Regions from separate parts of the Homo sapiens genome. Here regions 1 and 3 are each linked to region 2. Evidence: chromatin loops called from intact Hi-C (ENCODE). Cell type or tissue: HepG2. All regions are shown on one strand.

Region 1 (8,000 bases), 300 kb after region 2:
TTTCCTCAAAATTAAACCCAGAGGCAGTTTGATGCAGACAACTTCTTTGAGTTTCCCATAACCAAAAAATATATATTGACATTTGTGCTGGACTGCAATAAATGCATGCCCTGCTGTGCCCACCCTGATCCTGTTCACAGGAAACCCCTGACAAACAACTCCAAGCCTTAGAAAATCTCTCGTTTCTGGTTATAGTCTCTTAAAGGATTGTATAAAACTTAGAATATTTTATCTGGCTTTTCCCTTTCTTCAGGGAAAAAAAAAAATCTCCAGTGAATGATATCACTTACACAAAAAGAACAAAATGCATTTTTTTTTTTTATTTTTTAATGACTTTCTTTTAACCTACCCAAACTGCATGCTAAGCCCAAACTTTGTAATTCATGGTCTTAGAAATGTTATGTTATCAGTTCCCTGTCCCTTTCATGGGCTGCCCCCTTTCTACTCTTTCAAGAGCCTGGTAAGTCATATGATTGACTTTCAAACCAAGACTGGTTGATGTGAGTAAAGGAAATTGAATTGGAATACAATCACCCCCTACTGCTCTGAACAGTTTTTTGTGCATCTAAATATGATCTGAATTTCAGATATGGTTTTCTATTTGACATTGATTTTCCTCCAGCTTATATGTGCTACATCTTTACCTAAATTGAGTTGTTATCTTCTTCTGCCTTTTTGAACTTCACACTATAAATTAACTATTATCCTACTGAAATAAATTCCTTTGCAGATTTTATGTATATGGAAGGAATTTCAATTTCATTTGAGGATACACATTGAGTTATTATGTCCTATAGAGTAATTTATTGATCTTTGGGAACAAAAACCTCCAGTATAGTATCAGAAGAATTTTACTGTTAATTTTTAAAATAATACTTCAAAATTCACTCTTAAGGGAATATATGCTCACTCATATCAGTAAAATAAGGAATCAGTTGGATATGAGAGGATAAAAATCTGATATTCAAAATATGTTCTTACTCATTTTAAAATAAAGAGATCTATTAACAAAATACAGTGAATTTTGATAGCTTATGAGACTGTCGTTTTGACTAGAAATGGTTTAGAAAATTAATCTATTTGTTCCTCTCCAGCTTCCATTATAAATCATTTCTTCTGTCACCTCAAAGTTAAATAATAGTCTACATTGGAATTAATGGATCCAAAACAAAGCAATCATTAACAATTAAGTAGATTTAGATTAAAAAAATAAAAATAAATCCTCATTCCAGGAGATAAAAGAAGTATATGTGCCTTTAAATTAATAATGGCACAAAAGTATTGGTGATATCTAGACTCCTTCTCAAGGAGCAACAGGAAATTTCATTGAAATCAGCCAGAATTACAATATGTCTCACTCTGGAGGTGAAAAGGAGACAAAGTTGTAGTTATGTAAAGAACCATAGAGAAATTTACTCAGACAACCCATGAAACATTCATTTTTTAAAAACTGCACAAAACTGAAATCTTCTACATCTTTTCTGCTCTTAGAGTTTGCTGTGTTACTTTTGGAATTTATACTAATCTAGAAATCATGGCCATGTTTGGGGCCTTAGGTATCAAAAGACCTGGGGATTCCGTTAGGGGAACCTAGATATGAGTAATTCTTTCCTACTGTTCTTGTGTGCACGTTTCTGTTGCTTAACAAAACACATGCTGAAAAACCATACTTGGTCAAGAGGTAGATTTATGACTGTTTAGGAATCTACCACATGGAGCATGGGGCCTTTGTGGTTAAATACAACTGAATGACAATAAGGCAGTATCACAAAGCAGGAAACAGGCCTTGGCTCTCTTCAATTTTAGGTTATTGGGATTTGGAGAGGGAAACTTATGCCTCCTGCCAGACATGATTTTTAAACATTTTTAACTTGGTTTCCCGTTATCACTTTAAAGCACTTTGTGCATGAAGGGTGACATTTATGTGGCAAGTTATATTTTATTATTAGGTGAAAATTTTTTTGAACAAGTGAAAACATTTGTCTTTAATAGTGATTAAATGCCCAACAAGTTAGAACCTTTACAGAGAACAAAATGAGCTAAGTGCAAAAATAAGTTTCTAATGTTGCTTCTAAAAATAAAAAAATAACAAATGAATAAAGGAGATAAATGCACCAGGGATTTCCAAATTGGAAACTCAAAACATTTTTAAAGCTAATTTAATAATTTATTTTTAAAACCCTACAAAATAACAGAATGAAGATATTCCCTCCAATGTAAGGTATGCAGTTATTAAAATACTGATCAATTATTTGCTTTTGTTGTTTTCCTGTTAAAGTTTCCTTTCGTTGACTGTTTTTACCCTGGCAGCACATCTACTCTGCATACATCTCTGTTTATTAATCAATGCAATACCCTCTCTTCAGTTCAGTACAGGACCCATGAAATATTTTAAACTTGCTCCTTTATTGGGTTAAACCTATTTGAATGGAAAGAAATTAGCCATTACAATTCTGAGAGATCATGTCTGCACACAGCAAATCACAAGAAACATTCTTTGGGGTCACTTTTGAGGTTTCCTTCTAAGTCTTTGAAGCATATCATTGGTTACAAAAGGAAAAAAGACTAAATTTTCAGTATTAGGCAGAGAAAAAAAAATTTTATGAAGCAAATATTCATGCAGAATGTATTGATAAAACTTGGGAGTACACATGTAGCCATTCCATAAGTACCCCACTTTTTTTTTTATTTGTGTTCTTGGTTACATTAATTAAATGAGCTTAATCTCATACTCTAATTATTATCTCTACAGTTTGTTTTGTAGCAAAAAAAAAAAAAAAAAACTCAAAAAACACAAACAAAAACAAAAACAAACCCTAATGTAGGAGTTTAAATGTGTTATTTTTTGAGAAATATGAAATTCGTCTTTGGCATTAGCTTCAACTTTCATCCTAGAGTAGTTAATGGGCCTAAATCTAATTATTTGTAAAGTTTGCTTGGATGATTGGTAGATGATAAAGCAATATACACTAATTAGCCACAAGGACAACGACATGAGAGATGAATTTTACAGATACATCAAAAACTTATCTGTGAATGGAATTTTAGAATGCTTTAAATAGAGCTATAAAAATAGGTGAAACAAGTTGATTTAAGTTGGAGTTCTTTATTATTCATGGAACTATAGGAATTTTTTTTTCTTGTGGTACTTAGAAGTTTCAGTGTGTTATAAAGATTTTTTCTTCTACCAGATTGCATCTTCCTTGAAGGCCAGACCCATGTCTGATTCATATTATCTCCATGTGTCTAGTAGATTTCTCTCTATAAATTAGCTATCAAATATTTGTTGAATGCAGAACCCATATGCCATCCTTTTGCAAATTAGAAATAAAAGCATGCATTCTCCAGAACGTGTTTCTTAAAGCACCTGCCTCTCTTGTGTCCTTTTTGAAATTAATCACATGAATTCAGAAATGAGAAGGGATAGTTTTATGTTAGGTCTTTTGTAGGAAAGTAATGCACTGTGTCAAAGTTTCTTAAATTCAGGCTTAACCACTGGACTGAATCATAAGTACAAAATGTGCCATGGGATTAAAGGTCTTATTTTTTACTGTACTAAAAAATAAATAACAGTTTGGTAAAATGGTGTAATTATAGTTTCTTCTAGTATTTGGATATTAAATTAGAGGGTACCATAATTCAGGAATGATGGCCTTTTCTTTATCTGAATGTGTCTAGATAGAGGGCCCTGTGTTTTGCTGAAGACTGTAATTGTTAGTGTACTTATAATAATTCTCTAGTCACTCATCATCAGCACCTAAACAGCTTGCCTTGGAAAGTTATGAAATCCCGGAGTTAATGACCACGCTTAAATTTTGGCCAAGCAATCTAAACTCTTATCCTCAATTTTCCACAGCAGTTGGATCCATTCTAGAGGTAAATACCTTAGAGAAGAGAATTGACTAGGAGCAAAATACATGCAAATATATGTTATATAAAGAGCATGATAATTCCTCGCTTTACTATTTTTTAAATGGAAATATACTTTGTCTCAGATGTCACAAATTAGTGAAATACTTTGAGAGAAATATAATTTTAAATATCTCTAAATTCTTATAGATAAATGTCCTCTAATTTGTTTCTGAAATGCCAAATCTAACTTAAGCAATTTATGACCACTATTTTATCAGTGCTTAAATTTAATTTTCCTTCTTCATAGTTAGTACCCACTGTACACATTTCTATATTAATATACATACATATTTAAATTAATGTAACATTAAATCTATAAGCATAACCAAGTTAATTATAACTATGTGATAAAATATGCAAATTATTTTTTAGACAGTGACTCTTTCAAATATCCAACTGAATTATATAAATAAAACATGAATGACAAATTTTTTAGTTGTTTGTCACATATTACAACCATTCTATATGTTATTCATTTTCCAAATATAAAAGAGTTACCATTACTAGATGGAAAATTATATTCAGAAATGCAGACATGTCCTTGGTAGGAAAAAGATAGAAACGCACAACGAGCTTCACTCACTAAACCAAATTTCTTAAATTTCAAAAAGACCCATTATTCACAGGTCAAATTTGTCCCTTGATCAGTATACAGAAAACAATAAGGTTTAGTCATAAACAGTAAAGCAGCATGTCTGGAAGGAAAGAGACTAGAAATGAAACAAAATGAGATATGGGCCGTCTAAGGCTACCCCAGTCCTCACTTTCACCCCCCTTCACCTAGACGAGTACATGCTGAACAAGCACCAAAAACAACCAATAAATGAAAGGAAACTCAAAGGTCACTTGGGGTCATTATTTTCACATACCTTTGAATAATGAGAGCATCACATGTCAGCCAGAGGAGAACAAAATGTCACATTCTCCAGCTAAAGGTTGGCCTTGGTCAAAGGTCACAGAAGGGAGGCCAGGAAATAACCTAAGAGGTTAGGCTGGGTGCACAAAGAAAGGTCACCAAATGTCAATGAAAGCATGCAGCTGTTTGGAGATGAAACAACTGAGGCACCCTTTTGTGCTGACATCGGCTAGAAAAAATGTCTCTGCTGACATTTTTTTTAGCTGGCAGTTTTATAGGACATTGACATTAATGTACCCAACCCCGAATTAGCCTTTTAAAAAGCAACAGTTTGGAAGTTAAGTGCAGCAGTTTCCAAAAAATCATAACTGTGACATTTTTATTCCAGATGATTAATACAGCAATGGACTTCTAACACAAAATTTAGATTTGATCTGAGCTCTTTCATCACGACAATGTGTTAGCAACTAGGCCTCGGGACACAGGTAACAATCAGTAACTAGTATTTTTATGTTTTTAAGAATTATTATTATTCCTTTAACTAAAAGGTATTCAGAAACCTCACCTTATTACAAGGTAGGAAGACATGAGTGATTTCCACATTTCACTGGGCCTAGCTGTTGGCAGCTCTTGATCTAGTAATAAAATCCATTCAAAGGAAAGAGAAAAGACTGAAAAATTTGCAACCCCATTTTAAAGGAATTCATGCAAAATACTTGCAGACTAAATCTTAATCTATCTGAGTATTTCCATCTTAAACATCAGCCCTAAAAGTAACAATTCTTAGAGAAGTGGTGGTAGTGTTCCCAAGTATTCTCAGACATCAAACTCTACAGGAAAGAAGTTTAGAAAAGATAGGCACCTTGAATTATTCATATACTTAACTTACAGTTGATCCTTCCTAGCAGCTTCAGTTTTCTGTGTGTATGGAGGTCTATTTTATACACACACACCTGATATTCATCCAAGATTAGCAGCTGTTTCCAGATAACATTAGAACATTTCACATCTATAAACATCCTTTACTGATTCACAGGCACAAGACCATATTTTAATTCAAGACATACTTTTCAGTCCTCAGGGTTCTGACAAGTGGCCCCAATTTACAACTTAGGCAGCTCCAATTTTTTCCCAAATCTTTTTCAAACAGTTTCCACATCCTCTTAAAAAAGAGAACATTGTGGATTTATACAACAAAAATAATAATAATAAAAGTTGGCTGGGTGTGGTGGCTCATGCCTGGAATCCTTGCACTTTGGGAGGCCGAGGCGGGTGGATCACCTGAGGTCAGGTGTTCGAGACCAGCCTGCCCAACCTGATGAAACCCCGTCTCTACTAAAAATACGAAAAATTAGCCGGGCATGGTGGCGGGTGCCTGTAATCCCAGCTATTCAGGAGGCTGAGGCAGAAGAATTGCTTGAACTCGGGAGGCAGAGGTTGCAGTGAGCCAAGATTGCACCACTGCACTCCAGCCTGGGCAACAAGAGTAAAATTCCACCTCAAAAAAAAAAAGTTTACACAGAAACAAAACTCTAAAGTTTATTTCACAAACAGGGGCCATCTCTCCCTAAAACCTCTATTCCGGGTGAGTCTCTTTTTTGTTTGTTCCTCCGTAAACTTCCAGGGAGACTGCCAAACAGTAATGCTCACCCCGGGGTGACTGCAGGACTCACCCAGAGACAAAACTACCTTCCTACCTAATGGGCCCTAGACATATGAAGCCTGTCAGGAGAACATCATAAATCATGGAGATGGGAAGAGAGGGGGCAGGAGGAGCCACACAAACCCTTTGCACTTAGGAGAAAGAGTTATTTAACACGTCAGGGAAGTGCATTTAATAAATGAAGTCAGTGACTTGAACATGTCATATTCGATCTATATGGAGGTTACTGAACTTTCTTTAAAAAGTCATTTTTATGCTGGTTGCTTTTCTTATGAAATTTTCTACACCTCTAGTGTATAAAATGGATGTGTAAGCAGCTGATTGAGAAATAGCTAAGGTCAAAGTTAATAAGGAAAGCAGAAGGTCTAAAAGCAGGCTGCCTTTTTTTTCCCCTTTGAGTTCAAGAGACTCCATATGATTTGGGCATGACATACTAATGTTTCTGACATCAGGCCTTTTTTTAAATCTGCCTTCAAATAACTGATACTTGGGTGGTAATGAATGTGGAAGATGTCTCGTTGCTGGAATTACAAAAATGAACTTTCCTCTTCTGATTTCATTCATGGGCTAGTTTTTATGAGTAAAATGATATCAAAGACTTGGAGGGATGGAATATTGCCTCAAAATGTCAAGACAATATAAGTTACAGAATGTACAAGTTGGAGAAGAAAGAAAAGGGTGGGAACATAGAATTAGGTGTCCCTTTAAAAACAAAGAAGAAAGCAAAATACTCAGCAAGTATATAAACAAGTACAAACTGCACATCTATTTTGGAAAATGTTTTTGTATCTCCAGGCTTTCTGGATCCCTTACATTTAAGTCATGAGAATCTCTGGGTTATTTTGTCACATAAAAGAGTATAAAACCCCCATCAAATCAACAAATAGGTTTGCTCCCTCAGATGAGATTTAACTGAAACTTGGAACAAAAACAGTGAGGTTCATCAGATAAACATATGCCAAATTTAAGACTTCTATCTGTTCTTAAATGGATGCTATAGATTGTCTGCAAGAACTACTCCCTTCAACTTCAGATGTGATAAAGCTTGATATGATGCTCTTAGACCTTGAAACAGAAACCATATGTGGCAATAAACAAACAAACAAAATCCCTGGATACTGCAAAGGAAAAAAAAACAGAAAACTTACTCGATTTTAGAAGACTTGAAAAAGTTGTAATTATCTTCCTTGATGTACACGGTGTTCACTGACAGGAAAAAAAAAAGAAATCTCAGCACCTAAAAACTTATATATTTGCACATTTATGTTCAAATTATTCTCTAAATGGCTTGAAATAATTGCCTCTTCTGCTTTGTATTAACTAAACTTTTTTTTTTTTTTTTTTGTCAAGTCATGGTTCTTTTTCTAGTATCTGAAAATGTGCCAAACTAAATGTCAGTGCCTTCATAAGGAAGATTTAGAGTTCCTTTTGGAGCAGATAGAAGCCTCAAATGACAAACACGCTTATCCTGAATGCCCCTCCTGCTGGTGTGACTTACCTCAGAACAAGGTCAAAGAAGCCGCCAGAGAAGATCTACGATTTGTTTGACTTGACATTCCCTGGTATTTC
Region 2 (8,000 bases):
CGGAAAATAAAAGAAATTAGCCAGGTATGGTCACACACACCTATAGTCCCAGCTACTCAGAAGGCTGAGGTGAGAGGATTGTTTGAGCCAGGGAAGTGTGAGGGTGCAGTGAGCCATGATTGTGCCACAGCACTCCAGCCTGTGCAACAGAGCGAGACCCTGTCTCAAAAAAAAAAAAAAAAAACCCCAAATGTGATAACCAGTAACTAGACATTCATGCAAGCATCAGTACTGTGAACCAGCAACTAGATGACATTAAAAGAGTCATGTTACTCTTTTCATCCAGAGCAATTCGTCTTAGATAATCAAAGGCAGTTAACCTTAATTTGTGCCAAAGATAAATGCAAAATTATCACCAAGAAGAAGTTGTGGGTGGAAATTAGAAGGTTTTGCAGTTGATTGATTATATCGAGCAATAATTCGTTGATCTGACACTGAACTCTATCTAAATATTTTAATATTAGGCCATATTTACCACTATTCTCCATTCCTGTTTTTTTTAAATAGTAATACTATAAATAAGAAATCAAAAGTGATTAGAGGAAAGGACTTTTGACCAGAAATTGCAGGAGAGATTGGTGTGATGGTCCAGAGAAAGCTAATCAACAGCAACTTTCTTAAAGAGTCTTTCTGCCCCTCTTTATCACCTCCCTACTTTCAGTGTGGCAATGCCTCTGTCCTTGCTATTTTCCTTTTCTTCACTTCTTTTCTTCAATTTTTCACTCTGGGAATTAATGACTATTTCTTCCAAAGCATAAAAGATAAAAATATTGGTCCCGGGAAGTCTAAGGGAAAGTCTCTGTCACTCAGGTTGTTGGTACATATCTTTCTGCAGACATTTGTGTTTGCTGATCCTGTCCTGTGCTCCTTCTATTCTACAGCAAGATTACTGTCTGGTTTCCCCATCTCTTCTCTCCTGTTCCTCTGTGTGTGTGTGTGTGTGTGTGTGTGTGTGTATACAGGGAGAAGAGACCAAAAAAATATGGAAAATTAGAAGGAATTGTTGTTAGGATGTCCATGAAACACTGAACTCATATTTATACATTTTCACTCATTGGTCAGGAATTAAGAATCAAATGGGGTAATCATGTTTGTTTCATCGAATTCATCTTATTCGAAAAAAGAAATTCAACAAACCCTGCATTTCTCATCTGTAAGCTTAGATTATTATAGTAGATATGACATAGTTTTATTCTTGTATCTTATAGCAATTAGCTATGTAAGCTACAGTCACCTTTGCTTGCACTTTGTTAAACCTACCTGGAGCAGGTGGCAAGATTCTGGGATCGAGAGGCAGGTGGAGGAGTTGGAAGGGTCAATTCCCGTGTTCTGCCTGGGGTAACTGAGACTGAATTTGGAGGCCATGTCTGCAGCCCTGGCTGTCCTGAGTGTGCTGCCAAAGCATCCGACTGCATTGCTTTCAGGGCAAAGGTAATTATGTGTTCTGGAGAAGCCCTACTACTTTTCAGATTGAGCAAATCCTGAACAGGTGCAGCCCTAATCCAAGGCTTTGGGAGGAGCTGCTGGAGACCCAGCTGCGGGTGCTGGCACGCTTCCAGAGGAAAGCAGGAAGCAAGAAGACTGTTGCGGGAAGAGCCAAAAGTGCAACGTTTCAGTACCAAAAAGATCGTTGGCACAGAAACAATGAAATGCATGGCCTGGCCTTTTTTGTCTCCCTGCCATCTTGCTGTAAAATGAGGTGGTCCCTGGAAAGCCCAGCACAGGAAAGCTAGATATATAGAGTCTGTGGATCATCCAGTGATGACGCTGAACATAAAAGCTGGAGATGTGATGTTTCCAAATAATTTATATTTGTTTTAAATTTCCCTCCTTTTCTTATAAATAACCCAAATCCAGATACTAGGATAAATGACTGGATCACATCCCCTTGTCACGGCAGGCTTGCAAAAATATATTAGGAACGAGGGAGGGCAATGTGCACAGAGAAGACAGACCTGCTCCTGTACCTTGTCATTTGTACTCCAGTGATGAATTTCTAAACTACGTATTTGAGCATGTTAATGAAAAAGAAAAGAGCAAAGGAAAGAAAAGAGAAGGGGAGAGAGAAAATGACAAAAGAACAGAGGAAAAAAAAACACTAGGCAAAAACCAGAGGAAAATGAGGCAGGAATATTAGGTTGGCTAACAAAGTACGTTTTGGTCAACCGGCTTTGGCATAAACGGACTTGGTGCCTGGGAAATAAAGCAGATAGGTGAGTGGGGGGCTGAACCACTCTGGAAGATCTAGATGTGGTTGGGGAATGAGGAATTGTCAGAGAGAATTAGGGGTATTTATTGCATGGTACCCTAGACTGGGCTCCAGGACTGACCCCTTGCTGAATGAGAAGCTAGACACACAGGCGTTTTTTAAGATTAAAAGAAAAATGAGAAGAGGGTGACTTGGTGTCTGAACTAAGCTCAACTACTAAAATAGACAAAATAGCCCAGTGGCGAAAGGTTAATTTGTTGGCCCCCAGACCCTGAAGCAAAGCTTCAGAGGGGGCCCCTTTGATCTTTGCTGGTTACTAAATGAATAGCCTGTAGTCACCACCTCCTGGGTCCCAGAAACCAAAGACTACTTATTGATCAGTATTGAACAAAATTTGGCAATTGAAATAGTAGCAATATATTATCTGGTTTTGGGGAGGGGGATGGAAGTCTGAGTATTTTCACTAGGACTAGTATGGATTTTGCAGGTGGTCCCTAATGCTTAGCTCACTAACAATCTCACTCTCCCTTTTCTAGAGCTCAGACCCTCTCTTTAAATAGCTAACCCTTCAGGCTTACTGAGTATCAGTTACTGATTTGTTGAAGTTAACTACAGTGTGTTTATTTGGGAAGGAGGTTACTTGAACGTGCCCTTAAATTGCTTTGACTTCCAACTGCAACAAAACACGTCTTGGCTTCTTTGGCTGAGGGGATGATGTGTGTGACAGGGGGCACCATCAGTTAACTCCAGTGCCACTGTGAGGCTGAACGTGCAGAAAAAAAATAAGGAGAGAAGGAAAAAAATGGTAAAGGAAAAGCAGTAAGTGAAAAGGAAGATAAAAAATAGAAGAGTTGACATGGTGGGGAGAGGTGAAGTGACACCAGTCGCTGCCTGGTGTGACATTTAATGGCATCAGGATCACGGTTACCTTCTCTGAGGGTAAACCAGAGAGCACTGTGCCACCTCTGGAGTCACAATTACAAAGTGACATCTCTGCAAGGGCCAATTTTGAACAGGAGAAAGCCCTCCCCCAGGGACGATGAGCCCATGGTAGCGGCAGATAGTGCAAACAAGCACAAATGCCCATCCCCATGGCAGGCATAAGGGGGAGAGGGATCATATTTTAAAGCTCCATTAACAAAGAACTTTACTCAAGGAGGAACTGTTAATAAGTAATGAAACAAAGTGCCTGTTATGGAGATTAAATGCTCCTGTGTCGAGGTACAAAGTTCAGGCTGCAAAGTGCAGCTGTCACCCTGTCTATAACCCCACGGCAGCCTTAGAACCCCTGGTTCAAAGTGTGTCTTGCTGCCTTCCTGTTACTAGGCTGCCTAGTGCAAGGTCCAGCCAGGGTTCACAGTTCAGCGTCTGAGGCTCTGCTGACTGCCTTCTTTGTTTAACTTGGGCAAGCTTTTGATAAGCCAGGGACTGCTTATTTAAGGCGATTATTACAAACAACTGACAGATTATTTTCCCAGATTCTTGCACTTATTCTTCATATGCAAGTTTAAACGAGTCCCAAACTATAATTTCTTGAGGATTTGTGTGTGTACAAAAGTAATCGAGATAAGGATGTGTGAAAGACTAGGTAAAAAAATCTATTTCTAAGGAATAACTATGCTCCAAGCAGACATAGAAAACCAAGGTCCTTTGAAGTAAGGACTCGTGAGGGCAATTTCAAGACAGGTCAAAGAATTCTCGTCTCTAATGATCAAAGATCAAATAAATACCAGATTTACCCTTTAAAATCAAGCGAACCCTTTCCTTGTTTAACAGTAGATCAGTGTTAATTCATTTCTGAATAGAGTCTCCCTCTGTAATTGTTCTTTTTATTTGTCTACTAAAAATTCAGAGGGAAACTCACTTTTTTCAAATAGTTTGCTTTGCTCGACCTAATCCTAGCAAAAGCCACAGGAAGGTGGAAAACCGATAATTAGTATTCCCATTATGCAGATGAGGAAACAGACTCAAAGAGAGTGGCAATTTGCCCAGGGTCTTCGAGTTAGTTAATCTTACAAAACCAAGACCACAATCCATCTCTTCAGCCTTTCCTCTCAGCACTTGTTTCAGAAGCCCACTGCTTCCTCTTAAGTCCTGACACCAATTCTATTTGAATGGCAGTAGTTCTTTTTCATTTCTCACTTTTATGGAAGTGAACGGAGTCTAAGTAAAACACTAGAGGCAGGCAGTTTGGGAAATGTGATATGAAAAAGCACTCCAGGTAAGGTTTAGGGAAACAGGGCTTGACTTTGTGATGGCCTCGTGCCAGGCACCTGTTATTCATGCTGCTTCTCCTGGCCACAAGTGCCAAGGGGGCAGGATTTTCAGCTAGTTGCCCAGTGGGTCGTTCAGGGTGCTGCTCCTTCTGGAGATAGCATAGATTAATATTTTACCTCAGAAAGGAGTATAGCTCATTGGTGATACATGAGTGCCCTACGGGCTTAGAATTTAGAATAATACTTGCTTATGACGCATAAAAGCAAACTAAGATTTCCTTGTCTCATATTTTCTCTACATTGGCATAGAGTTGAAAAATCATCAGCAGTTTTTTTTTTTTTTGTTGCTGTTGTTGTTTCGTTTTTGAGACAGGGTCACGCTATGTTGCCCAGGCTGGAATGTACTGGTGTGATGATGGTTCACTGCAACCAACCTCAACCTCCCAGGTTCAAGCTGGGCTCAATCGAGCCTCCCACCTCAGCCTTCTGAGTAGCTGGGACTATAGGCGCACACCACTGTGACTGGCTAATTTTTAATATTTTTTTGTAGAGTACGGGGTCTCACTATGTTGCCCAGCCTGGCCTTGAACTCCTGGACTCAGGTGATCCTCCCGCCTTGGCCCCCTAAAGTGCTGTGATTATAGGCATGAGCCACCACACCTGGCTGCAGGTTTGACTCCATTGGCAGATACATATTAAGGCCTACAATGTCCCAGATATTTACTATTAATTTGTAGATGTTTACATACGTAAATATTTTCATAGTTATTGAGCCCACACTGTATGCCATGAAGAAGGCATAGATAGAAATTCAGATACATCCTACTTCTGTCCTCAAAGAGCTTGAACTGTAGTAGGAAGGAAAATGCAAAAATGTACATAGCAGGTGACAACAAAGAGATACAAGCAAAACACTAAGAGATAGAAAAAAGCAGTGAGAGTAGGAAGTGAGTCTTTATTTACTGAGCACCTACTTAGGGCCAGTCTCAAGAATGAATGTTTGACCTATTTTAGGCTTTTAATCCACACAACCACAGCAGGGAGTAAATATTATCTCCATTTTACAGATAACTATATTGAAACTCAGAGGGGTTAAGACACTTGTCCAAAGCCATAGAACCTATAATGAACAAAAGTGGGTTTGAACCTATTTCTCCAACTGAGCTTCATGTAGACAAGCAGATGTTGGAAAAAGAGTCAGAAAAGAAGAGAAAACAAATTATTAGAAAGGAAGGAAGACAATAGAGATTTTATTGTATCCTGAATGGCAAGATAGAAGGGATTCTCTGGGTGATGGTAGGTGTGATAGAAGCATGGGGGCCAGAAACTAAAAAGTGAGGCCTAGACGGGTGGTGAAGTAGAGGAAGCATGGTGGAAGCTCTGAATGTGAACTCCTAATTCTTTTAATACATGGCAATAGGGAGAAGGGGTCGAACAAGATGCATTATTAAGGTCATCTTTTATGGGCTCCCTGTTCTTTGGACCCATCTACAAAAAAGACTGTACTTTTCTCATGCTATGTATATGTTCTTATATTCTTGGAGGATGGCAGCTATCACCTTACTTAAGACACACCCTAACCTAGATCTCTTGCTACAATCTCTCTCTTCAGATATTGATTTGTGTTTCCAGGTGCCCATGCAGTGTGTCCAACTGGTCAATTCAGAGACACCAATATCTGCTCCTGCAAACCTGTTCCTTCCCTACATCCCCTACCTCAGACCATGTCATCCTACCACTTTAGTCTCCCATGTTATCAACCCTGACATTATCTTTGATGCCTTTCTTACCCCCACTCTGTAAATTCAACACATCTCCAGTCTTCATAGTTTTAACCCTGAAATGTCTCCAAATACATCACCTCCTCTTAATGCCCCTGCTCATACTATGTATTTTTATACCATAGTCTTATGTCATCGCATATGTGTAAGAGACATACTTTCATATGAGACTTTGGGTCAAGTCTTCATTATCTCTTGTAGTGATAAAAGCATGGTTGATCTAATCTCTGTCCTTCACAGTTATACTCCGCTCTGTCTTTCCATTACTACTGTTACTAGAAATGATTTGTAAAGTGTAAAGCAAGTGGAGTCAAATCTGGCAATGCCTCTCTCTTGCTTTGAAAACATTAATAAAGGCAGAGGCCAGGTTCAGTGGCTCACTCCTATAATCCCAACATTTTGGGAGACGGAGGCAAGAGGACTGTCTAGTCTCTACAAAAAATTTAAAAATTAGCCAGGTGTGGTGGTGCACACCTGTAGTCCCAGCTATTCAGGAGGCTGAGGCAGGAGGACCTCTTGAGCCCAGTAGTTCAAGGCTGTAGTGCACTATGATTGCACTTGTGAATAGCCACGATGCTCCATCCTGCACAACTTAGCGAGACTCCATCTCTAAAAAGCAAAAAAACAAGCTCTAGTAATTCCTATATCTTTACAAAAAAAGTTAGCAAACTAGTGACCATAGACCAACATTGGCCCACAGATTTATTTTATTTGGCTGACACAAGTATGGAATCGTTGTGTTTTAAATTTGTGTTAGTTGTCAATATTTAAAAGTTGAATATTTCACATAAACATTGAGATTTCTGGCTCTGTTGAGAAATCAAGATCAGTCAGCACTGGGCAGGACTCCCGCAGAGCAGCCACCAGAATTCCATAGCAGCTGCCTGTTACAGAGGGGCATTCCCTCTCCGGTTTAACCCAGTCCTTACAATCATGTCATGCTATAATGGGATGTGAGTGGCACTTTACCTCCATAATGTTTCTCCCCAAAGCCATAAAACCCTCGTCTAATCATGAGAACAACATTAGAAAAACTCCAAGTAAGGGGCATTGTACAAAATTCTTACCAGCATCCCTCAAAATTGTCAATGTCCTCAAAAACAAAAAAAGTCTAAGAAACTGCCACAGCCAGGAGGAAACTTAGTCAATAAATGTAATGTGGTATCCTGGATGAGATCATGGAACAGAAAAAGGACTCTGGGTAAAAGCTAAGAAACTCCAAGTAAAGTATGGACTTTATTTAATAATAATGCATCATTAAGTGTTTATTTATTCATTTATTTTGAGTGAGAGTCTCACTCTGTCACCCAGGCTGGAATGTAGTGGCACAATCTCAGCTCACTGAAACCTCCACTTCCCAGGCTGAGCAATTCTCCGGTCTCAGCCTCCCGAGTAGCTGGAATTACAGGCACGTACCACCGCGCCTGGCTAATTTTTGTATTTTTAGCAGAGATGGAGTTTCACCATGTTGGCCAGGCTGGTCTCAAACTCCTGACCTCAAGTGATCTGCCTGCCTTGGTCTCCCAAAATGCTGGGATTGCAGATGTGAACTACCTACCATGCCTAGCCTATTTGTTTATTCATTGTAACAAATATACTATGCTACTATAAGACGTTAGGGGAAACTGGATATATAGAAATTCTCTGTACTATATTCACAACTTTTCTGTACGTCTAAATCATTAAAATGTTATTTTTCAAAATAAACTAATGGCAAAAGTAAAATGTAGGCAAGCTATTTGTTGACCTCTTTCCATTGTTCTAATGCCTTTGTTTCTCTAGTCTGTGTGTTTT
Region 3 (8,000 bases), 340 kb after region 2:
CGCACTATTTGTCTTTTGAATCCATTATACAGAGTGAGTGCAACATTTCAGGTCAAAAGAAGATCTGTTCCCATAGACTGAACTACCATGTTCTTTTTCCTAATGATAATTCTAGTGAAAATAAAACAACAGCAAAATGTGTGTGTATTAATGAATGTGTGTGATCTGAGCACATACAACACAAGTACAACTAGATATAAAATAGGTAAGCAGACAAAACCTTCAGTGAGGGTTTCCATTATGATGCAACATAGGAAGTAGCTATAGTGTAATCTGTAGAAGCAACAAAATGTAGCATTTATTTCATCCCTTCTATGCTGCATGCCAATGGCAGACAATGTTAAAGGAGCACAGCTCTCTGTTCTATGAAGCCCAGGCCAGGCCTCAGCATCCTTGTCAACCCAGCACTGGAAGTAGCCACTATATAAACAAATAAACAATCAAATTTTGCACTCGATTTGAGAGCTACTTTCTATCAAACACCAGCAAAAGATTTCTGAATTTTGAATGGTGGTGAAAACTCTCCAGAGATTTTTTCCTTTTCACTAAAAGCCTGGTGAGATTATGCGTTTCCTTTTTGCTTTCTTTTCTTACTCTCCTCTGTCTTTTCTTGAAAAAAAAAATGTACTAAGCACTAACCACAAGAACCTGCATGTGTCAGGTGCTGGAGATAAAATTGTGAACAAGGCACAGTGGGAAAATTCTAAGTAATGTCCAGCACTCATAACCAGTCACTTCTGGAAAGATTTTCTTCACTTTGCTGAAAGCTATATGAATCCAGTTTCATCCTACCATGTGGCAATTTCTACCCTTCTCTACCCCCACCACCCCAGTTTAAACTATATCATCTATTGCCTGGACTGCTGTAGGAGCCACCTTGGTAAATCTCTACATTCACTCGGATCCTATCCAATCCATCTTCTGCACAGGAGTCAGAGCAATTACATACAGGGTCTTGTGATTCTCGTGCTTAAAACGCTCCACTGGATTTCCCCGGCTCTTTAGATGGAAGCCAACACTCCTAACACGGCGGCCAAGGCCCTGTGTAATTTGTTCCATACCTGTTTATTCAGCTTCATCTACCACCCCTCTCTTCTTCACTGTCTGTTATCCAACCACAATGTTTTTCCATTTCTCAAACTTACCCTTTCTGCCTTGCAGCTTTGTAGCCTGCAATACTATTTTCCCACTTTGCCTTCTAGTTAACTCTGTCATCTTTTAAGTTTCAGTTCAGAATTCACTTCACCTACTGCACACCCAGCTACTTTTGTATTAATTTCATGGTATCATGTACCTCTCCTTCTTTCATCACATTTAATGATAATTCATGTTGTCTGTTTGATTATTTGATTAACCTCTGCCTGCCTCATTAGCCTATTAGCTCAATGATGACATAATGATTGCAAGGAAAATGTCTGCTGTGCTCTTAAGTGTGTTTGAGCGTGTGTGCACGCACGTCTAGCACATAGTAGATGCTCAACAAATACTAGTGGCATGGAGGCAGGAGGAAACAACTCACTGGTTGCATGAATGAACAAATAAAGATAGGAGTGTTCCTGTCCCCAGACCTTACAATCTAATGGGAAACAGATAATAAATAGACAATTTGAAGACAGTTTGATGAGTTCTGTGAGAAGACAAGTATAGTGTGCTACATGCAAACATAAGAGGGATACTGAATTCCAATTTGAAGGGGCTACTATAGTAGAGATGAAGAGGAATTATATAATCAAGAGTTACAATAGACATATTTACAGAAATGGAGCAGTTTCACATATCCAGCCCTTGCGGGGCTATGTATAGTAGTAAATAAGAACAGAAATACAAGCTGTGGAAATTCTGCTGCAAAGGCTGTATTTTAAAGTCTGAACTCTAAATGGTTGCAAACAGAGAGAGACTGAGAATTCTTCCAATTAGCACATCTGTCTTGACTCAGGAAGTGACTACACTGAGGCAGATCCACATAAAAACAGAGAACACAGAGGGAAGTCAACCTATGATTAAAAAAAAAAATTCAAATAATGACACAGTAAGAGGATCAGGGTCAAAACTGAAGATACTTTCCCCCTAAGCTGTGCATAGCTAGAAAAGATTAGTAGGGGCTGGGGGCAGTGGCTCACACCTGTAATCTCAGCACTTTGGGAGGCCGAGGTGGGCAGATCCCAAGGTCAAGATATCGAGACCATCCTGGCCAACGTGGTGAAACCCTGTCTCTACTAAAAATACAAAAATTAGCTAGGCGTGGTGGCAGGTGCCTGTAGTCCCAGCTATTCTGGAGGCCGAGGCAGCAGAATCGCTTGAAACCAGGTGGTGGAGGTTGCAGTGAGCCAAGATCGTGCCACTGCACTCCAGCCAGGCAACAGAGTGAGACTCCGTCTCAAAACAAAAAAAGAATGTAGAAAAGATTAGTAGGGGACCCAGGGATCTCATTTTAGTTAAAGCTGAGCACGGTTTCTGGGCATTTCATACATGTATGCATAGATATGCTTTATATGCATAATTGAATAAATTAAATATAGTTTATTGTAAATTACAGATGGGTCATTCTGAAGTAATCTTCTTTATTGCCGTTGCGAAGTCTCAATTAAAAAAAAATTAGTTACTGTTAAACATATATTTGGACACAAACAAATCCAAACAGCACATGCAGTTGAACTCCTGGATAGCCAAGCCAAGCAGCTCACGTTAGAGGACTGTGCTTGAAGAAGATCTGTTCCTGATGGTGAGCGGACCACATGTCATTCACAAGTACGTATACCCTTCAAATAGCTTTGCTATAGATTTGCCATGTAGCTTTCAAGGCCAGAGAAAGGGGGTCCCCTGAGGGTCTTTCTTTTTTTTTTTTTTTTAATAATGGAGCCCATGAACACTAGTGCAGAATGTAAATGTGAAGTCACAGAACCCATTTTTCCTAACTGTGATCACCCAGATTTTGCTGTAGGGTAGCAAATGACTGCAGATTCCAGGGGGAGAAGCCAAACAGCTCTCACTACCCTGAAAAAATGGAAGTCAGAAAAAGCATTCAACAATGTCACCCTGCTGCAAGCATGTTAGGAGCTGTCCCCAGAGACCTCATCTTCCTCTTCATCCTCAGCAAAGAAAATTAAATGTCACTAGTGAGCACAGAACCTCCCTCATTTCACCATTATCTTCTCTTTTCTAAAGATGCTTTATGTCCTTTCTGAAAGTACTAAAGAAATCCTTAATGATATCTAGAAATAATGTTTCTTTCTTGCACCCAGAATTTTCCTGCTCTTTGGAAAGTAACACTTCACTCTTTTTTTTTTTCTGAATTATTATTTACAGGGCAAGTTGACATTTTAGGACACAAATCAGATTATCAAGTTTAGTCTTGGTGAAATCACCTTATTATTTGTAAGAAATACCTGTCTTCAGTTAAAGCATGGGTAATCATTAATGATAAATATAATGTTATTTAATATGTGGTATGTAATTGGAGAGTGCCATAGGTGAGTGCAGACAGAAATAAACTAGTTTTCAAACTAACTGGCTCTACTCCATCTAGCTATGTGTCCCTAAATAAAGCACTTAACTGCTCTGTGCCACAAGAGTTTGCCACAAAACACAAAACTAGTAGAATCCTAAAGATCTCAAAAAGCCTGTATGTTTAAAAGAATGTCACTGTAACTTTGGGAAACTTTAAGGCACTGAACATGTTCGATATCATCAGAAGCTAGAAAAAATGATTAGGATTTTTCCTTTAAACTTTATACATTTGTGTTTTGTCTTGGTTTTGAGTATTTAGTGTTTTTTTCATTTTTAAATGAGCTTTGTAGTTAGTGCATTGGCCCTCAGGAACGATAATTTATTGTTTTTGTTTTATTTTAGGTTAAAGTAAAATTATGAGACTTCATATATTTCTGAGTGACTTAAGACTGTTCACTGGGAAACCACAGCTTGTGCACGATAGCACTGTGCTTGTATCAAGTGACCTCAGAGCTTTCCTGCATAGAATCCTTCCCCAATGCTCTTAATTTTCTGCGCTTGCAGGCAGGCCTTAGGCATCTTTCTGACCATCCTCGCGTATCCCAGAGTGGGCCTCGGTCTTTGCAGAGGTGTACCACCGCCCTCTGCTGGACAGATTGCAGCAAGTAGCCTCAGAGTCCCTTCTCAAGTGTGGGTTTCCTGCCCCGCCTCTCCTACACCATCAGACCTGAGTGGACATGTACAGTCTTCACAAAGGGTTAGGTGAAATTGATAATTTTAGAGGTTTGGGTATTTTACTAAAGATGCTTTGAGTAACATGATAAACAAGCATCTGACTTTTTAACTTGGGATTTTCAATGATACTCATTACAAACTGACTAGCATTCACATTTTGGAACACTCATTCCTTTTGACTGATTCAGCACACTTCGCCAGGTATTCTCCAATCAGAGAACTATTTTTATCTCACATGAATTAGAAGAGATGGTTCCTAACAGATAAAGATGATATTCCAATGAGATAAACCTTCTCCTTCTGAGTTAATTAGACATTGACTGGTAGGCTGTATTCTCAATCATTTTGCCATCAAATATTTTTTGAAAACCTACTACACACCCAGAAATCTTTTAAGTGTCAGGGATATAGCAAGAAATACAATACTTTAAAAAGATATATGCCAGTCACCTTGTATCTATTTCTGACCTGCTGAAATATAAGTTCTAATGGGAATACAACTAGAGTGACCAACCGTCTTGGTTTTCTCAGGATTCACAGGCTTCCTAGGATGCGATATTTTCAGTGCCAAAACAAGTACCAGGAAAATTGAAGGAGTTGGTTATGGTAAATACATCTCTACCATAAAAGATTGTAAACTACACTAGCATTTATTGAAAAATAGCCTTTCAATAGTGTTAGGTTCATCCTTAATACTATTCCTCTGAATAGTTTCTTCTCATTAAAAATGTGTTGCAATTTATAAATTACATAAAAATTAGTCTATTGAATTGTTGTTTGCAGAGCATTTTCTTATATACAAAAGAGCTGAGCAAACCTAAAATCATAAATTCAAATTTGCTCTGTGAAAGCCAAGCAAAGTAAATACCGGAAAAGCCAACCTCAATCTTGTAAGATGCAGAAAGAGCTTAGATTACCTATGCAGAGACACTTTAGAACAAAAGGGGAAATTAAAACCAGGAAAAGGTATTTATTAATGAAATCCCTGAGAAAGACAAACTATCAATCAGGTGATAACAAACGATAAAAGCTTAAAACTGGAAGATCCTAAAATTCACCCATTTTCTATCCAAACAAAACATTTTCTCCAGGATTTTGATGTTATTTATTAAAGCTTGAATACATCTTCTGACATATTATTCCAAAAAAAATTAGTCTTTATTTCTCACCAATAATTGTTTCCCATATTTTATTTAAATATGATCCTCTTAATTTTCTTAATTTTGCTTTAGATAATTTTTTAAAAAATATATAACTTCATATATCCATGTGTCGTTAGAACTAAAACTAAAATTCAATATTATTTTCTGCTTGACATCTGCTAAGAATGGAGGGTCTCAAATGGTCTAACTGCAAGTTCCCCTCCTCACTTTGCTTGTGAGAATAAAGCTCCCTAACTGAATAACTCTCCTTAGTGAGGTGACCAGGCACAATTTCTGCCTATTACTGGGGAGTAGGTTTCAGTTCCCAGCTAGCCTATGGATTTATTCAAACAAGCCAATCACGTCGTCTTGTGGGAACCAGGACATCATGCCCTCTTGATACTACAAAGCCTGCTCCCACAGCCCCTGGTTGTTCACTCTGTTCCTGGTGATATACTCCCTGGCATGCAGTGTCCTCCTCTCCTGGGCTGTGAGTATATGTGACTAATAAATTGCTGTCTATCCCATCTGTCCAGCACCAGGTATTGTGTATATGGCCATCACCTTAGCCCTAGCGTGGAAATCCCTTCCTCACTAATGGGGTAAAGAGGAGTCCATTAAAACAACCCATACCTATGATATCTTATACAATGCTACACAATTCTCCTCAGTCTTCTATTTTCCAGTGGTTTCCACTCTTATCCTGCAAAATCACTGCTGAGGTGAAGCTAGAAAATCATTGAAGTATAACAAGACATTGAAATAGGCATACTTTTTGATTGAGTGCAAATGAGGCTCTTATAATCACTGTTGAGAGATGAGTAAACTCAAAGCTTTTAAGAAGCTAGTTGCTTCATAAGAACTATAAGTGACGATTGGGGGGACTAGTATTCAGAAATTTTTGTAGACAAAGAAAAGTTGAAGGAAAAATATGCATTTGTTTAGCAAAGATTCTATTTTTTAAAAATCCAGTTCTAAATTTTATATGCTAAATGAGAAGCTGCTGTGTATGTTCACAAATCTACAGATAATTTCCTTCTCTGTTTTTATAAATGGTTTAATTCTTCTTTCAAACCTAAACTTATATGCCAGAAGTTGTAAGAACAACAAAAAAAAGCGACCATCCGAGTTTTAATACCTTACTTTGCTCCTACTCCCTGTGAAATAAAGAAATTGATAAGCAATGGACTGGTTACAGGTGGACATTAAGAATTATTCATAGAAAGTTAGCAGTGGAAAGGACATGAGGAACTCCCCAGCCCAACCATCCAGCTCTCACTGAATTAATGGATGTGAAAATGAGGTTCAGTAAATTGTCTGTGTGTCAGATGTCAGTGTCAGGCTCTCTAATTCTCAGCCCATTTCTTTTTCAGCACCCTTTGCCCCTCCCCCCACTTAAAATTAATTGAAAATTGACTAAAGAGCTTGGCCAGGTTCCTAATGTGGTAGCTTAGCATATTCACTGAATTGCAATGTAATGCATTAAGAAAGTCGTTCCTTTCTTACCCTGGTTCAGACACATTTCTCTGAGAATCTGAAGGACCAATACAAGATATGCCAATTAGAGAGTTCAGAATTTATGACGTCCATGGATTAACTAATCAATAATGCTACTTGGTATATTTCAAATTTAACAGAATTTGAAATGGCCTATGGTTACATATCAAGGAGGCATAATTATACAACATATCAAACATCTGTAGGATCAGCCCAGACTAGAACTTACCTATGCATATTTCCTGCATGCATGTGACAGTGTACACTACAAAGAATAAAGTCACCCAGTGGAAGCAAGAAGTACAAATCCAAACTGAACTGAAAATAGAGCTCTAGGAAGCCTCAGAAGCAAGAAGCTATTGCACAAGATGGATCCTTGGTTGAGAAGGGGATTCTTTGCAAGGTTAGACTAGATGAGACCAACCAGCTCAAATAAGTTGAATTAAAGGATAGACCAAATAGCTAGGAGAACTTACACACACATGCACACACACACATGCACACATGCATGCGTGCACACACACAGGCACACGTGCATGCATGCACACACACGCACACACATGCACACACCCATGTGCACACACACACGCACACATACACAAGTACACACACGCATGTGCGCACGCACACACATTCTTTTTTAGAAATTACGCAACTCAGAAATGCATCTCTAAATTATAGGGAGAAGAGAGGAAAAAAATACAGGTTTTGTGTATCCTGGCATCTCCAGAAAATATTGAAAAATGAAGACAGAAGTTCAGTTATTTTTTATCATATAGATGTTTTCCTTTTTCGAATTCCACATTAGGTTATGAAATTCTACTCTTCGGGATTAGAAGAGTAGAATCATATAGATGTTTTCCCTTTTTGAATTCCACATTAGGTTATGAAATTCTACTCTTTGGGAAAATTGCAAAATAAAATGAGAGTAATTTCATGGACCTTCAACCGTGATGAAATTCTTACCTTGAAAAGCTAAGAACAGTAAAGTAAATGATTGAGCAGGTAGGGCCTCCACAAGTGGAAGACTTTCCCAGCCAAATATCAGCAACAGCCAAAAAGACTAGGCCATTTCCAAAAAACTAACTCAACAATTAATAGTGATTTATTACTCAGGAACCTGACATTAATTAAAGCAAATTTAGCAGTATCCTTATCACTTGAAGTTGATGTTATTGC

Evidence for each region. Peaks named below come from ENCODE experiments on the same cell type or tissue, not always from the same donor. Only the 100,000 strongest peaks of a DNase experiment are listed, where the experiment ranks them.
Region 1: it touches region 2 in a loop (7-fold over the local background); 2 of 110 quality-filtered maps call a loop at or near these places.
Region 3: it touches region 2 in a loop (10-fold over the local background); 4 of 110 quality-filtered maps call a loop at or near these places.

Annotation. Positions count from the first base shown.
Region 1 is chr21:15,436,445-15,444,444 of GRCh38, forward strand. LOC101927745 (a long non-coding RNA gene) reads right to left here. Exons shown (of 6, transcript NR_188238.1): 1 at 7,930-8,000; 2 at 7,580-7,637. Among named protein-coding and RNA genes, the nearest start is that of USP25, 290 kb to the right of the region's middle. In HepG2, no CTCF peak of the experiment used is centred here; DNase peaks (open chromatin) are centred at 4,837, 6,437 and 7,977; H3K4me3 peaks cover 2,981 bases.
Region 2 is chr21:15,137,197-15,145,196 of GRCh38, forward strand. LOC107985483 (a long non-coding RNA gene) reads right to left here and starts at 1,411. Exons shown (of 4, transcript XR_001755094.2): 1 at 1,261-1,411. RefSeq lists a silencer at 3,192-3,486 and an enhancer at 3,192-3,486. In HepG2, no CTCF peak of the experiment used is centred here; a DNase peak (open chromatin) is centred at 3,475; H3K4me3 peaks cover 429 bases.
Region 3 is chr21:15,479,275-15,487,274 of GRCh38, forward strand. No RefSeq gene overlaps it. Among named protein-coding and RNA genes, the nearest start is that of USP25, 250 kb to the right of the region's middle. RefSeq lists a silencer at 3,889-3,938. In HepG2, a CTCF peak has its summit at 4,086 (motif pointing left); a DNase peak (open chromatin) is centred at 4,067.